Regions from separate parts of the Mus musculus genome. Here region 2 is linked to region 1. The links are chromatin loops, found by intact Hi-C in ENCODE. Cell type or tissue: heart. All regions are shown on one strand.

What was found. Peaks named below come from ENCODE experiments on the same cell type or tissue, not always from the same donor. Only the 100,000 strongest peaks of a DNase experiment are listed, where the experiment ranks them.
Region 2: a loop joins it to region 1, with 2.3 times the contacts of the local background. A loop is called at or near these places in 5 of 42 quality-filtered maps.

Annotation. Positions count from the first base shown.
Region 1 is chr8:93,588,737-93,596,736 of GRCm38, reverse strand. All of the region lies in intron 8 of Gm26843 (a long non-coding RNA gene), which reads left to right. Among named protein-coding and RNA genes, the nearest start is that of Ces5a, 57 kb to the right of the region's middle. In heart, a CTCF peak has its summit at 4,700 (motif pointing left); a DNase peak (open chromatin) is centred at 4,696; H3K27ac peaks cover 443 bases.
Region 2 is chr8:93,840,061-93,848,060 of GRCm38, reverse strand. All of the region lies in intron 2 of Gnao1 (guanine nucleotide binding protein, alpha O), which reads right to left. Among named protein-coding and RNA genes, the nearest start is that of 4930488L21Rik, 31 kb to the right of the region's middle. In heart, CTCF peaks have their summits at 3,927 (motif pointing right) and 6,776; DNase peaks (open chromatin) are centred at 3,724, 5,320 and 6,900; H3K27ac peaks cover 1,307 bases.

The sequences.
Region 1 (8,000 bases):
TAGGAAGTCAGCATGTATGGGAAGACATAAGAGGGTAAGGGGGTGCCTGCTATGATCACTGTGACCACAATACATGGTTTACATTATGGCATTGTCAAGAAGTTGAAAAATTGGTATTGGCAATAGCATAACAAAATCAATGAGGGCTTGGGAAGATGGCTATCCAAATGAAGTGTTGGTGAGTGTGAGAACCAGCTCCCAGAATCCATGAAAAAGCCAATGACTTTGATGGAAGGCAGAAACAGGGACTTCTTAGGGCAATTTGGCTAGTCAGACTAGAAGAGACAGAAAGCCCTAGGTCCATCAGGAGACCAAATCTCAGTATATGCAGCACATGACTGAAGAAGACACTCTTGGGTGTCCACACCTATATTCATATGGGTGTACATGTATATGTGTGCCCCCACGTACATACAACACACATAGGTGAACATGTATACACACATATATACATAACAATCCTAAATGGCACACTGAATTGTGTAAGGGGGTAAGTTGTATGCTATATGAATTTCTAAATAAAAATGAATCTTTCTAAAATAAAAATATCTTGCCTGTTATACCCCTTTACTTCATCCTAATGTTGTTTTATTATCTTCCACCCTATTCTTATGGCCTCAGTCTTTCATAAGCTATACGCCAAGCTTATTGATACTTTCAAAGAACCAGCTTTTTAATTGATCTATGCCATTATTTTTTTTGTTTCATAGCTTGCTAATTGTGCATTTTATATTTTTTATTCTTTGCCTCCAATTCTACTAGGTTTACTTGTTTTCCTCTAACTTAATGAATTAGAAAAAGGCTCACTTTCATTCTTCCAATTCTCTTCTTTATGAAATTTAAGACCATGTTTTCCTAGCTTCGGTATATACCTTCATATTGTTGGATACACAACCTCTCCTCATTATGCATTTATAGATAGCTTATTATTTTTTATTTGTTAACCAGGGGTCATTTAAAAAGTGTTTAACAGTCTAAGTCACACAGGTTGGCTAGCTATTTGTTATATTTTCTGCTTTCTACCATAGAAGACAACCTATCTGATTGCCTCTTGATAGGATTTGTTGACATTCCCTTTGTAACTTAGTATATGAGTAATTTTTTTCTCCTACAGTGCTGCCAATTGGACCCAGAGCCTTGTGCACACCAGGCAGGTGTTCTGCCACTACTGACCTATATCCCAGGCTCTTAGTCACACTTCCAAGTTGTGATATTCAGGTCTCCCCTTTCTTTGCAGGACCTACAGCTGTTTGATGTATAGTTCTCAGAGCTAGAGAATAAGACACATAGCCATAGTGAGAAATGGCCACCTTCTCCTCGTGACATTTTAGTTTTTCCTTTATGTAGTAAATCTATGCTTTCAGGTGCGCAGGAGTAGAGCTGTCTTTATGAATATTACATGCTCTTTGCATATCTGCTTTTGTGGTGCTAGGATTAAACAAAGGCCGCTGTTGATACTGGTCAAACACTTTGCCTCTGAGTTACACCCAACCCCTTGATAGTTTATTTCATCAAGTTGGAATAGCTCTTCCCTAGCTCCTTTCATCTTCACCTTAACTCATAATTATCCTCGGAGTACATTGTTTTAATTAGAATTGGCATAAATACATTTTCCACTCTTTTAGTGAGGTTTTGCTTTGTATATGACTAATAAGCCACATTTAGCTGTATTTTATATTAAGATTCTACTTTAACAATCTCTGTCACTCAGTAGGAATTTTGACCCATTCACACTTACTGAAACACTTCCTTCTGTCAGTGTTGAGCACATTTTATTCATATTAAGTTGTGTTCTCGTACATTTAACCCATCGTAAAAGGCTGATGCACTTTGAGCTATTGACCTATGCTGACTTGTGTCCAGTTTCTCTCTGGTGAAAATATTAAAATCCGTTATTTTTTCTTTTATTTCTTGCTTTCTGACAGGATTATCCTTCTTCTCTGTCTGAGCATTTACATCCTTATATACCTTAGGATTTTAGTTAGAATTTTCTTTTAGGACTTTTTAAAAATTTTATTTTTTACAATTTGTATATTTTAATTAAGATCTGGGTACAGTGCTCCCCCCTTCCATCCTCCAGCCCTTCCTGTGCATTTCAGTTTGTCACTGTCCTTGGTTTCTCTGCAGCTTACATGTTTTGTTTTGTCTTTTTTTTCTCTCCAGCCTCTTTCTAATTTTATATGGTCTCATCGTGTCTTAGAATTTTTTGTCATGTGCCTGAAACCAGAAAGAGAATCACCAGGCTGGCAAGATTGTTCTGTGATACTATTTGATGAGTCTGCAAACAGGAGGGGAGCAAGGGCTGGAAAGATGTCCAGGAGGGCACTGCAGTGGGACTGGGGCTGGTTTGTGTTGTGCTCTGAGTCACCAGGTATTGGGGTAGTTGTTATGTGTTGTTATTACATCAATTGCTGACTGATACAGCAGTCTTTCAGCCCAGGCAGGGATATTAACTCTTCACACATTACTTCCTTAACCCAAAGGCTTGGTTTAGCGATATAAAGGTCAGGTCTGGTTCTGGTGAGTGAGGTTATTTCCGGGGCCTGAGATAGAGACTGTGGCAGGAAGAAGACAAACAATCAAAAAAACCAACCAAACAAACAAAAAACACAAGACAATCAAAAGACAAAACAAAACAAAACCAAAAACAAACAAACCAAAAAAATCAATCAACCAACCAACCAACCAACTAACCAACCAACTAACCAACCAACCCAAATACACCACCCAGCAAACTGTGCTCATTTAATGCTTTCTGATAACTTTAATTAGGAACAGCAAAGAAAGATTTCGATCAGAAGACAGAGGACTGGGCTAGGTGGTGCCTGGGGGCTTCTTTGTTGTTTGTTTGTTTGTTTCTATGAAGATTTCCATGGAGATATAGGGGTCAGTCATCCTGCCCCAGGGTCTGAAATACCATCTGAACTCAGGGATTCTCAAAATCTCCACTAGGGCAGTGGAAGAAATGATAGCTTCCAGATGAGCAATATGGAAGCCAGGAGTCAAGTCTGACTGAAGTATCCTGATCTGTATGTTAGGAAATCAGGGAGAAGCTGTCCGGCTTCCTTCCCACCCAGAGAAAGGATGGATCTTAAGGAGCGCTCTGGCTATTGAGTTTCCTTTGCTTAAGTGAATTCCAAATGCTGCTGAAAATTCCATTCATTATTTAAGCCATCTCAGCTCCCCTGAGAACTTAAGTGCCCAGCAGGAAGGAAGGCATTTTCACATGCTTGTGGGCTGGGGAGGCTCGAGGAGCTGGGCTGGAGGCAGAGGGCAGGTTTGCAGAGTCTGTAGAGTTGGGCCAAGAGTCCATCCAGTGGTGGTGGTGGGATCGACTGGGACAGGGCTGGGAGCCATGACAACCACCCAGGGTGGTACCCTAACTTTCTGATCCTTTAGAATCATCTGATTCACTTGCTAAAAAAATTAGATTGCTAGGCAGATGTGGTTTCAGCGGATCTGTATTGGGGTCCAAAGACCGACACTTTTAGGTTACCCCCCCCCAGGTCATTTAGGTAACTAGGCAGGCATGGCAAATACTGACCAATTAAACTGTCTTTGCTTTAGGGGTGCTGCTGCTTCAGGTTCAACAAACAGTGAATTCCATCACAGGGCCTCAGTGAGCACCGGATCTAACTACAGAACAAACCCACTGAGATCTGAATGGCATGGGTTGAGGTGGCCGAATTGTAGCCACATTGGAACTTATAGGTTCCCGGAGTGTTTGATGCCCCCTTGCCTTTGGCAGCCCAATTTCTCTTTGTAGGAAGAGCAGATGGGGGGAGGGGGCGAGTCCCTGGAAGCACACAGAGCAGGGCTCAAACACTGCCTTATTGTAGGGCCATAGGGAAGCTACTGATCTCAGGGCCATTAATATGAACCTTATTTCAAATGATGCTTCTGCACCTAGTAAGAACACTTATTAGACAGCTTGTTAGCACTGACCAACTGTTTGAGAGGACACTGTCTGAGGAGGAAGGATGTGTTTTAGCTCATAGTTCTAGAAGGTTCAGCCGATGGTTGATGGTTGTGTGGTCCCAAGGACTTTGTTCTGAGCATGGTGATGGCTAGAATGTATGAGGAGGAAGCTGTACACCTCCTGATAGACAGGAAGCAGAGAGAAAGCAAGGGGCTGGTACCAGTATAACCTTTAAAGGCATTTCCCAGTGACCTACTACTTGGGGAGAGGGGGAGGAGCTCCCTAAATAGTGCCACCAGCTGAGGACCAAGCATTTAACAAACACAGGAGCCTGTGGGAGACATTTTATATTCAAATCACTTCAGTGCTCAGTAAATAACTACTCCATTCTAAGTGGTATTAGCCAGTAAGTACTTGGTGAAGGAAACCGATTAAAATGTAAGGCAAGAGCTACATTTTAAGTATGACTGTGAGCGTGATGGGGCAGGCAGCAAGAAGCCTCGGGAAGGGAAACCTGCACACAGGGAAAAGTAGGCAGGGCTGCTGCTGCCAAGCCCAGGGTCTGGGAATTGCATGTCTGATTTCAGGTCGAACATTTAGTGTTGAAATGCACAGGAGCCAGGAAGCTTCCTAGCATTGTTGCCTGTAATAAAGAAAAATCCAGACGTAACCTGCTGTTTCGATTAGAAGTGATGTAACAAGCAGGCTTTGGCCTAGTTTTCTCCAAGCAGGCAGGTCCCCTGGCTCTTCCCACACCCTTTTCTTTGTCAAGTGACGGCTACTGCCACCTAGTGGTAAAGACGGCACTGCACCGGCATGGAGAAAGATGCTCTGGGCCTGGGGAGAGGCTTTATCCAGGCAGACAAACCAAATAAATCCCCCCAAGTCTCTCTCTCTCTCTCTCTCTCTCTCTCTCTCTCTCTCTCTCTCTCTCTCTCTCTCTCTCTTAACCCTCCCCCCTCCTGCCCACACAACACAGTGAGACTGCCTGATTCCTTATCTCTCCTTGGACACGGGATTGGAAGATGATCAATCAAGGATATACAGAGGCGAGTCTCTTTCAGCCCAATGGCACCTCATTTTTCCTTTGGTCTAAGAAATGCTAGTATGAGAGGTTATAGCAGAATACTAAACCTGCAGCCACAAATGCTTACAGAAAACCCCTCCGGTCCAGGCTCCTTGCATTGCAGGTGAGGAAACTGACACTCAAAGATGGGGAACGCCTAGGGTGACGTCAAAGATGGGGAATGCCTAGGATGACGTCACTTGGTGGCTGGCGGCAGACCTTGACTTTAGCCTGTCCCTTCCCAGTCCTCTTTCTCTCATGCACACTCAGCATTAGTAGCTATGTCGGGAGTCTCTTAGCGCTTGGCAAGCGTGAAAACGGGAAATTTCAAACGAGGAAGGAAGCCACACCTGTTCATGCTTTGGCATTTCCGGCGGCTGCCGTTCTCAAACGTTTCAGGGAAACTACGCAGAATTTGAATTTATGGACAGAGTCAAGTAATGGAAACTGCGGAGAATGATATTTACTGTGCCCCTTGGGCAAACTTGCAACACCCGAGAGCGAGGGAGATGCAGCTTGGAAACCAAGGCAATATGTGAGGGACTTCAGATGTGGGGTCCCAGCTCCTACTTTCTTGCGGTCCTCTGGCCAAAGCTTGGGGTGTGGCTCTGGGAATCACGCTGGCCTTTGGATCTTCTAGGTTCTGTGTTTGTAAAACCATCTCTGGGTTCTTAGGAAGAACCAATGAGAGTACTGGAGAATGGGTAAAGTGATTTGCACAACGCACTGTATCCACAAATGGCTTATTTCCTTTTTCATGACTGAGTTTAGTTAATAGTCACCAGATGCTTGTGTCTCTTAAGTGGCGCGTGCCAGGCTGATTGTAATCATCTTAAACCAAAACCCGAGATAGAGCATCCTCAATGGGAGACCACGCTCTGCTCTCCTCTCAGGGTTTCCAGTCCGGCTCACCACTGTGAGCACGTGATCCCTAGAAGCATACATTCAGAAGAAACTGTCAAACAGTTGCCTGAGACAGCTGCATCATTTAGTATTCATTTAATAGAGGCATGGCAGTGCCCTTTGGCCCACAGACTCCATATTTGTGTTGCCAGTGTTTTCCATGATAATCATTAATGGTGGGTAAGGATTCACACCCACAGCTAAAATGCCATGGATTTAATTGTGTCTTATTAATCTTATTAATAATCTTCCTTTGTGAGGTAGCCTCCATGCTCTTACCCACTTTTAAAAAAGCTGTCCTGATATTTTATTATTGATTTGTCGGAGCTCTTTATATATTTGATACAACTTTGTCAGGTATACAGTTTTACAACTCATTCTCCAAATTTGAGGTTTCCTACTTCATTGTCCAGATGATGTCTTCTTAAAAGCACGGATTAAAAAAAAAAAGAACTAAGTCCCGTGATCTACTGTTTTGATTCACATTTAGGGTTCTTTTAATGTTCTCAGATCATCTTTGTTCAGGCTCAGACTGCAGGTATTTATTTCCCCTGGCGTTTTCTTTGGGAAGTTTCATGGTTTTCAGCTTTGTGCTTAGGCCGGTGATCTGCCTGAAGTTATTTTCATGGGTAGAGAAGGGGGACTCAGGATTCCACACGGATGAGAGTCCTTCGAGCATCACTTGTCAAAAACATTTTCTTATCCCCACTGAGCTGGCTTAACACTTTGGGAGTTGATTTTTAAGATAAAATCTTTTTAAAGTAATAGAGGAAAAAAAAGCTTGTGCTAAGTAAATTAAATGGAAACCAAGGCTATACAGGTCACAGCAGCACCAACTATTCAGGAGTTATACAATCCCATGGGTTTTAACTCCTGTATAGATTCATATATCCACTGCCATAATCAAATGCAGAAGAGTCCGATGTCCTCAAACCTCCTTCACACTGTCTTCATGTCAGCCTGTGGCTGACACATACCCCCTAGACTAAACATGGAACATTACAGTAGCCCGTGACCCATGTGCCCGCTGATTGACCCACATTGCCTAGATTACTGAACATACAGTAGCTCCCAAGATCAGGGCATAAGAGGCATTAACTAAAGAACTCTTAGCCTGATCGATCTATTGTATTCCTTTTAAATTTTTAGTTTTTACAGTAGCTTTATTGTGCTCTTCCAAAAGATTTATCTTTGTTTCCTTTTAAGTGTCTGTTTGTCACATGTGTAGGTGCCCATGAGGACTTTCTGTGGGTGCTGGGAGCTGAACTCAGGTCCTCTGGAAGAGCTCAGAGCTGCTGAGCAGTCTCTCTAGCCTTCTCTTCATACTGTGCTCTTTTCTTTCTGATTTTTTGGGGTTAGTCTGTTTTGTTTTGTTTTAAATTTCTTGTAGACTCCCAGGCTACCTCTTTGAGATGCTTCTTCTTCCTAACACACACACATCTAAGGAGACAACATCCATCAACCCTACACTCCCCAGGTTTTAGATGCCTTTTGCCAACTTGGGTATGCTGTATGTCAATTTCAATTCACTTCAAGTATTTTCCAATTTCTTTTTGACAGTCTTTTTTTCCTTCCTTCCTTCCTTCCTTCCTTCCTTCCTTCCTTCCTTCCTTCCTTCCTTCCTTCCTTCCTTCCTTCTTTTTCTTCCTTCCTTCCTTTCTTCTTTTCCTTCCTTCCTTCCTTCCTTCCTTCCTTCCTTCCTCCCTTCCTCTCTTCCTTCCTTCCTCTCTTCCTCCCTCCCTCCCTCCCTCCCTCCCTCCCTCCCTCCCTCCCTTCCTCTCTCCCTCTCTTATCTTTCTTACTGATAATCCAAATAAATTCTGCTACAGCTTGGAATGTATTTGATGTGGCCGTTATTCTGAACTGGTTAGTGTGTGTTCCAAGATCCATGCCTCTGGCTTCCACTGGCATGAGCTTAATGCACTCTTAAAAAGAATGCATCTTTTCCCTTGTTAGGGAGAACGTTACTGTAACCACTCATGGGAGCTATCCATTTGTTGAAGATTTTTTTATTTTCTTCATATTTAAAATCAGACTCTCCTCTGATTTTATTTATTATGTTTTGAAAAGATTTTTTCATATAATATATTTTAATCATTTCCCCTCCCCAAA
Region 2 (8,000 bases), 250 kb before region 1:
TATTATGCCATGCTCTCTGATGACAAGTGTATGCAAACCTACTTCATGGTATGACAATCTCTCTAGCCACAGGGGCACCAATGAAGCTATTTCCTAATGGTGAGTTCTTTCCGACATGTGAAAGCCATTCGTGTAGTGGCAGCTGTATTCTCTTGTACCCACAGAATGGAAAGAGCCTGTAGGCTTATAGAGGAACAAAACCAGAATCAGAGTCTATAAAGAAAGGGCTGTCTTTACAGACCCATCTTTCCTTTGTCCTTTCAGTACAAGAAGCAAAAAATCTGTTAGGAGAGAATGTGGCCTCCATCACTTCTGAGAGGGCCTGGATATCAATGTGGCCTCCATCACTTCTGAGAGGGCCTGGATATCATTTTTTTTTCCACCAGAGTAGTTTACTGTTGCGATAAAGAAACAGCAGGCCGGTATACGCTAAAAGGTAAACATCAGGATGTCCTGTGTACACAGTTCAGCTTTCCTGTGGGTAGAGAAAGACCATTGGCTAATAGCATCTCGTGCAAAGAGAGAACTGAGACCAAACTAGCAAAGGAAACTGGTAATTATACAAAACGAGCTGCAGGGATTTTTCTTGACTGCAGAATTTCTCAGAACCTTCAACACAGTAAAGTGCACGGTGTTTCATACATGTAAGAACACTTTCTACTTGGCCTTAGAATGTTTTAGGAGAGGTGTACAACGTGTTTAAAGCCAACAGAATCAGAATTTGAAGGAATACAAACCTGGGAAATGTCTGGCTCACCAGAGCCTCTGTTTCTAGTCAGAAACACCATCTTATCTCATTGGGAACTATTGAGGATGCAAAAATACCTTCAGAAGCTACTGCAGAGCTCCAAGGCTTTAGATGGTTAACCACTTTAGTATAAACATTAGGAGGTTCTTACCAAGCCTTGGGGAAGATCAATCAGTCCCCCCCACTTCTCCACTATCTTCTCCTCAGTAGGGGAGGTGATCAGAGTGAGAAAAGACAAAACGCTTAGCCAAAAACAAAGCTCTTTATTAATTCCTTGTTGTTGTAAGTCTTTGGGTAGGGTTTTACCCTGTGTGAGCATTGGTTCCTACTCACTCAACAGACAAGAAGGAAACAGATGATTGTGAGGGAGGGTGGCTCTTCAGCCTCCACACTGTCCTCTGTTCTATGATCTGCCTAAGCATACTAGGTAGCTACACTCTAACTAAGTGTGTACCACCTTCCTTGAGCCCCATTGCATAGGACAGGAAAGACAAGAGCCCAAAAGGAGCAGAAGTCCCCCTTGATGTGAGGGCTCAGTTTGGTGACTTTTCAAAGACTCAAAGATGAGCCTCCAAAGCATCTCTGAGAAAGTTCCCACTCCTCTAGACCTCACCCTCCAATTCCATCCCCTATGCTCCAAGTCCCTCTTAGTTTTCCCCAGATGTTCTATCTATCCAGTATACTTGTAGGGGATATGTCAGGTACTCTCCTAGGTACAGAGACACAGCAGAGGACCCAGCTGGGTACTCAAACATTTATTCAAAAAAAAGAAACCAGAAAGGACATAAGATGAATTTATGAGAGGTGGGGGAGCCTGTAGAAGTCTGCAAACACCAGAACAACAGTGATAAGCTGAAGTTTTAGACAAGTAGTTACACAGTAGCATTTGGTCAGAGATCTAAATAAAGGGAGTCTATCCCTTGGGTAAGAAAGACCTCCGGCCCACTTACCATCTTGGGTTTCAGAGGCCTTGGAGATACATTGTGAATAGGCCCTGCCTGGCTGCACAGGAGGCTGAGCCGGATCTGGAACTGGTCTAGAAAGCACTTTCATGAACGCATCCAAATGCCCCGTAATCGGCTTGCTCTATTTTTGAATTGTGCACCTCAATCTCCTCCCCTTTTCCTGTGTCTCCAAATCTTAGTTTCATGATACAGCCACAGGGTGGAGATTAACCATGGCTAGGAAATTGAGAAAGTTGACAGTCTGCTACTTTATGGTCAGGTGATGCTGCGGTGGGGGCTTCCCTATCTGTCTCTGGGCTCAGTTTTCCATCTGGGAACATTAGGTTGGATGTTCTGAAAGAGGCCTGGTTTGATACCATGGCATGACTCTAGAATAGAGTCCCAGAAGGAGGAAAAGAAAAGCTGTGAAGAAACCCATCTAAGAGTCAGTCAAAGTCTTAGAATCTCACTCTCTTGTCAAAGGGGGAACCCGGCACTGAAGCATCAACATAGAGCCCTCAGCTATCGGAACCATGGTCTTCTGGGTCGAGTCTCACTGGTCTGTTTTGCATACCACACCAGAACTCTGTCCATATGAAATCAACCACAAGGCTTATTTCAAGACGTATCAAGATGCAGTGGTGGTGCATGCCTTTAATCCCAGCACTCGGGAGGCAGAGGCAGGCGGATTTCTGAGTTTGAGGCCAGCCTGGTCTACAGAGTGAGCTCTAGGACAGCCAGGGCTACACAGAGAAACCCTGTCTCGAAAGACCAAAAAAAAAAAAAAAAAAAGATATTTCTTACTTTATGTGCTTCTCCTTACCAACTCTCAGAGTAAAGCAACAGGGCCAAGCTATAAAACCTGCTTGAGAGGTAGCCTTTTATCATTGGGTCAGGCCAGGCACTGTTTGCTAAAGGCTCCATTCACCCTGGTGCTGCCATCATCCAGGTCTGAAATAACAGATGGTCAGGCTCAGAAGTGAATGTCCTGCTTCCTCCAGACAAGCTGTGTTTGCACAGGGGACAAGTGGCATGAGATCCCACTGTGGGCAATGGAAGAAACCAGGCCGCCTACCCAGCCTGCAATGGTCTTTGCAGAGCTCACAGCAGGAGCAAGCTTTCCAAGAGGTAAACAGAAGACAGCAGCCCTAATGAAGTTTTCTGTTTTCTTTGTTGGTGTTTGTTTTTCAAGTTATTTATGCCAAGTGCTTAAACAATCAAAAGCATTATGTTTATGATAAAACGGAAGGGATCTGTTTTACCATATAAGGAGAATGCACGAAGTCACATGAAATTTTAAAAGAAAAAGGTAAGCAGATACCCAAGGAACTCAGGCAGATGTGGGTCACCCCAGTGATGAGTTCAGAGGCCCTGGCTCAACTGCCTTCCCTTTGCAGTAGGGCTTCTTGGAGGGAGAATGGGATAGCCCTAGGAGAGCAAAGAAGCTGCCTTTCTCCAACTCCACAGGCATTCCCAGTAGGCTTGCTGCCTGTCAGCCATGGCTTTAGCACATTGGAATTAGATAAAATTGAGTTTCTGGGCCATATGGGGTTTTTGTTTTGTTTTGAATCTCCAAAATACAGATAACAGAACTGATTTCGTCACTTTACCTGAAGGTCAAGTTCCATGCCTCTGTCCACCCTAGAACAGTGCCTCCTAGTTGGCTGATAGCCAACCACTGTATCTGCCTGCCCCCAACCACAGGTAAAGATAACAGGGAAGTCTTCCCCAAAAAAGCAGCTATTCCTCCAAGGATCCCGCCTCCATCTTTGGAATCCTCCATTACAAAAGTTTACTAAGTAGCATTTGTAAAGAGAAGGTTAATCCAATCACCAAGTACCTAACTAAATTCTCACTGTGTGCCAGGGATCATGGAATAGACAATCCCTGCTCTCACAGAGTGCAGAGTAGGATAAGACAGCTAGGAAACACGACACGTGTGTGTGTGTGTGTGTGTGTGTGTGTGTGTGTGTGTGTGTGGCAGGGAGACTGTCTGAAGAAAACTGCAGATCTGCTGCATTTCCTGGCCATGCTGTGCTCGACGCTTCCTGCGGCATGGCTGTCCAATCCTAGCAGGCTAAGTCGGCAGAGTGGGGGTGGAGCAGCACCGGCAGAGTCAGGAAAACCAGCGCATTTTTAATTACAGTAATTTTTGGTTAACTTCTCTATTTTCTATTTGTCTTATGCATTTTAATGTGCATAATCTAACGACACAGACAGGCAGAGGTTCAAAATCTTTCACCTAAGAGGCCCCTAGGTGGCGATGCCTGGCAAGGCCTGTTGCTCTATGGGGTTCTCTATATACTCCAGCCTGCGTGTGGCCCTGGTCCACCTGGGGACACCTTCCTCTACGGCTTCACCTGGAACCCAGACACTGTCTAGATGAGGCAAGCTGGCCTTTTCTCCCTGCCTCTGGAAAGTGCCATCAGCCTTGGCTTCCTGGTCATGCCATGCTGGGGAGAGACTTACCTGTCAGTCCTGCTATGCCACTTTGGGTAACAGAGCTAGGCACTGTCCCAGGAGAGAGTACAGGCCTCTGCTGCCCAGAGAGCCAGACTGCAGGCTCCTTTCAGACTACCTGACAGCAGCATTCGCTCAGCACCAGCCACACCCAGTGATGCTGAGATGGGCCATTATCTTCATTACTTTTACCAGAAGGTCAAAAAGCTGCCAATAGAAAAAGGCCTTCACTTGTAAGCAAAATAGTAAGGATTCAGCCAGGGAAAGAGGTGCTATGGTCTTAGTATCAGCGGGTCAGTTGTTACCACGTTGGTAACTGGCATTGGACTGGAAGAAGGCAGCTAAGCATGGCGATCAGTAACGCACAGCAAGACCCAAGGCCAGGCTCAGGCCAGAGGAGGCGGGTGCTTATGTCCTGAGATAGTGCAGGGAACAAGCCAAGGGGCAGCCCTCAGAGGCCATTAAACCCTGGCTCCTCTAGAGTGAGGGATGCTATAAATGCCTCCTGGATCGAGCAAAACCAGATTCCAGTGGTCAGGTGGAGAACAGCAGTGACCTGAGGAACTGGTGAGTGGTGGTGGCACGGCAGGGGACATTATTGAGGGAATTACACTTAGTTTTTCTTCTTCATCATCTTTTTTAAACTGTCAAACAGTCTGAGTGTGGGGTGTGGCCTTAGTCTGAGTGGCCTTAGGACATATTCTGTTATTTCTTCTCCGGTCTTAAAGCCTCACTTTCCCCTAAAACCCCTAAAGTAAGGCATAGAGCTAAAGAGGACGTGGATTCCAAGGGTCAATGTTGGGGGCAGTCAAGACCTCAACTCTGCCATTTGTGGTCGTACATACAAATGTGGCGACATTTCTTAGCCTTTTCTTCCTCAGTTTATCATCCTATAACAGCAGAAACCAAGCTCTCACGTCCTGAAAGAAATACCATTTATTGACAAAATATGCAGGTGCCCAGAACATATTAAGCAGATACTTGGGCATCAAAAGATGCATAAGTCCACACAGATCATTTTCCTCCTACTACCCCTTCCCCCTCACCACGTCTAGCTGTTTGCACCTCCATTGAGGGCACGCCGCCCATCCCAGTGCTGAGGCCAAAGACCTGGTACTGTTCTTCAAGCTTTGCTTCCACAGCCTGATACAGAGTTATGCTGGGCTGGCTCTGGCTGGCTCCAGCTGACTTGTAAGAGCAGAGTGCACGCTGTTCTTTCTTAGTCCTTTAGGAGACTGGATGGAGCCTTGGTGGGGACACAGGGAACTCTACAGACAAGGGTTTCTCTGTCAACACTGCTGACTTATCAGCAGATGATGGTCCTCTCATAAGCAGGTCCTATTGACTCTAACTACAGACTCCAGAAACTTCTCACCATCTACTGCCACAATCAAGCTCCCAGTGACCACCATCTCTTGCCCAGCGACTAGGCCAGGATGACTTCCTCCTCAGCCTCCCACTTTCTCTTGCCCGGCTGCAGCCTCTCTTTCACACAGCTTCCTAGGGGAGCTGAATACCCAGTGTCCAGGACAGCGCATATAGCAAACATTGAGTACTCTCCATCCTGCCAATGCAGTGAATGCTACCGTTTCCCTGAGTCCCACCTGCTACAGTGACCCCCACCATCGTTTCATTAAGGCAGACAGGATGGATTGAGCCTGGGTGGAGACTGAGCTGAGCCAGATCCAGCACATCCTCTGAGGGCCCAGGGAATTTCTGTTAGCATTTCTCCACTCGCTTCCCAGTCTGCTCTTCTTCATCTGCAAAAATAGCAAGGAGCCAACAGCAACGTCCCAAGTGGACTGTGCATAGTAGGGACACACACCGGTTCCTTTTCCAGGTCCTATTCATATAGTTCAGATTTTGATCAGCCTTCACCAAACAGACATGATTCCAGAGCCACAGACTAAATACCATATCCTGCTCTGCAGTAACAGGACGGCTTCTCATAGAACTCGTGTCAGGGGCGGACTGGCACCACATCAGGGCCCAGAGATCTGGGGCACCAGTTGGCCCCACCTTAGCTGGATCCCATGGGAGGGTGCTATCAGCTGTCGAGGAAGATCTCACAAGCTATCAGACTATTTGGTCTCAGTAAAGCCAGGGAGCCCCTTGGCATAACAGGACAGCTCTGTCCTCAAGGCTGAAGTTGAGGCTCTCTGATTATTTCTCTCAGAGGTCTAAAATTCTGGGTCATCGTTTGAGATGCTGAGTTACAGAAGGGGAAACTGAGATTGGAGGTGAAAAATGGTTCTAAATCATATAGATACATAGAAGCAGGCAGGCTAAACTGCCAGTCTCCTGACTGTTGCATGGCCTTCTGTCAGAGCAGAGGGAAATTAGTGCAGGCACAGAGTCGGCAGTAGGTATCTGCTGACATGCTGTCGGGAAGCTGCCTTGGGAGCCTGAGGAGCCTGAGGAAAAGCCAGTCAGAGAAGAAGCCTTTAGAAGGGGAGAGTGGGGTTGGCTATTCTCTGTCCTCCCTCTCCATCTCTCCCCCTCTCTTCCCTCTTCCTCTCCCCACCTCGTGTTAGCTCCAGTTTCTGCAGCTGTACCAGGGGCTGATACAGAGGTAATACCTCGCCCTCTGGAGTAATCCCTGGCTTGGCTTATGCCACGGGGCACAGAGACCTTTACAAAGTGGTTAGCATGCTGCAAAAGAAGATATACAAGCAAGCATGCTGGTGCTCTGCCAGTCACTGTCACGTGGGCAGCTCCCTCCCCACTGCGCCTCAGGTTCCCAGGGGATAAAATGAAATGCTTGAGGCTTCGAGCCCCTCCTCCAATTCTGGCATGCTGCACATCTAAGATACAGCTCACTTCCTCTTTAGAGTTCTCGGTCATTCATTCTACACACATTCCCTGAGCCTCATGCCTGGACCAGTGCCCACTTGGTGGTACAGAGGCAGGGCTACAGGGATGGCTGTAACTCACTCTTTTCTTCTCAAGAAGTTCTGATCTTGTTTCTCAGGCAGTTCATTAACAACACCACCTCTACGTATATGTCCTCGGTTGAAACAGGTTCCCTTGGTGAACAATTCCCACAGACACCAAGCTACCAATGTGCCCCCTAGCTACACACCATATCCAGTCCTCAACGGGAGGATCATGGTCTCAGTTAACAAAACCAAGGAGTCAAGCAAACATCTCCAGGTCACTGTGAGGAGCACACTAATGGCCTCCCAGCCAGCAGTGTCTGCACCCTAATCTCAGACCTCTCCTGGTAACGGGGATTTGATGTCATTAGGGTTACGAGAGGGGGGATTAGTCTGGATCATCCAGGTCAGTCCGCCTAATCACATGAGTCCTCAAAAGCACTTAAAAAGAACTTTGTGGCTGGAAGTGGGGAGTAGCCCTCAGAAGAGGGAAGTCTGAACTCAGAGGTAAAAGACTGAATTCTGCCAACACACATACACACACACACACACACACACTCTCTCTCTCTCTCTCTCTCTCTCTTTTTTTGTTTTGAGACAGGGTTTCTCTGTGTAGCTCTGGCTGTCCTGGAACTCACTTTGTAGACCAGGCTGGCCTCGAACTCAGAAATCCACCTGCCTCTGCCTCCCGAGTGCTGGGATTAAAGGAGTGCGCCCAAATAGCAGTAAAGGGGATCTTCTTCTACAGGCCAGAAAGGAGCACAGGCAGCCGGATACCTTGACTCTAGCCTGCCGATCCCTGAACTCTGAGAATTGTGAGAAAAGTGCACAGTGTATTGTCTTAAATCACAACCGCCATGAAAACCTGGAACAACTGCATTAGAAACTGTATATACCCAATCGGTGTTGAAGTGGGGGGTACCAGCCTTACTATATGCAGGACTTTTACAGATAAACATAGGTTCTTGGCCA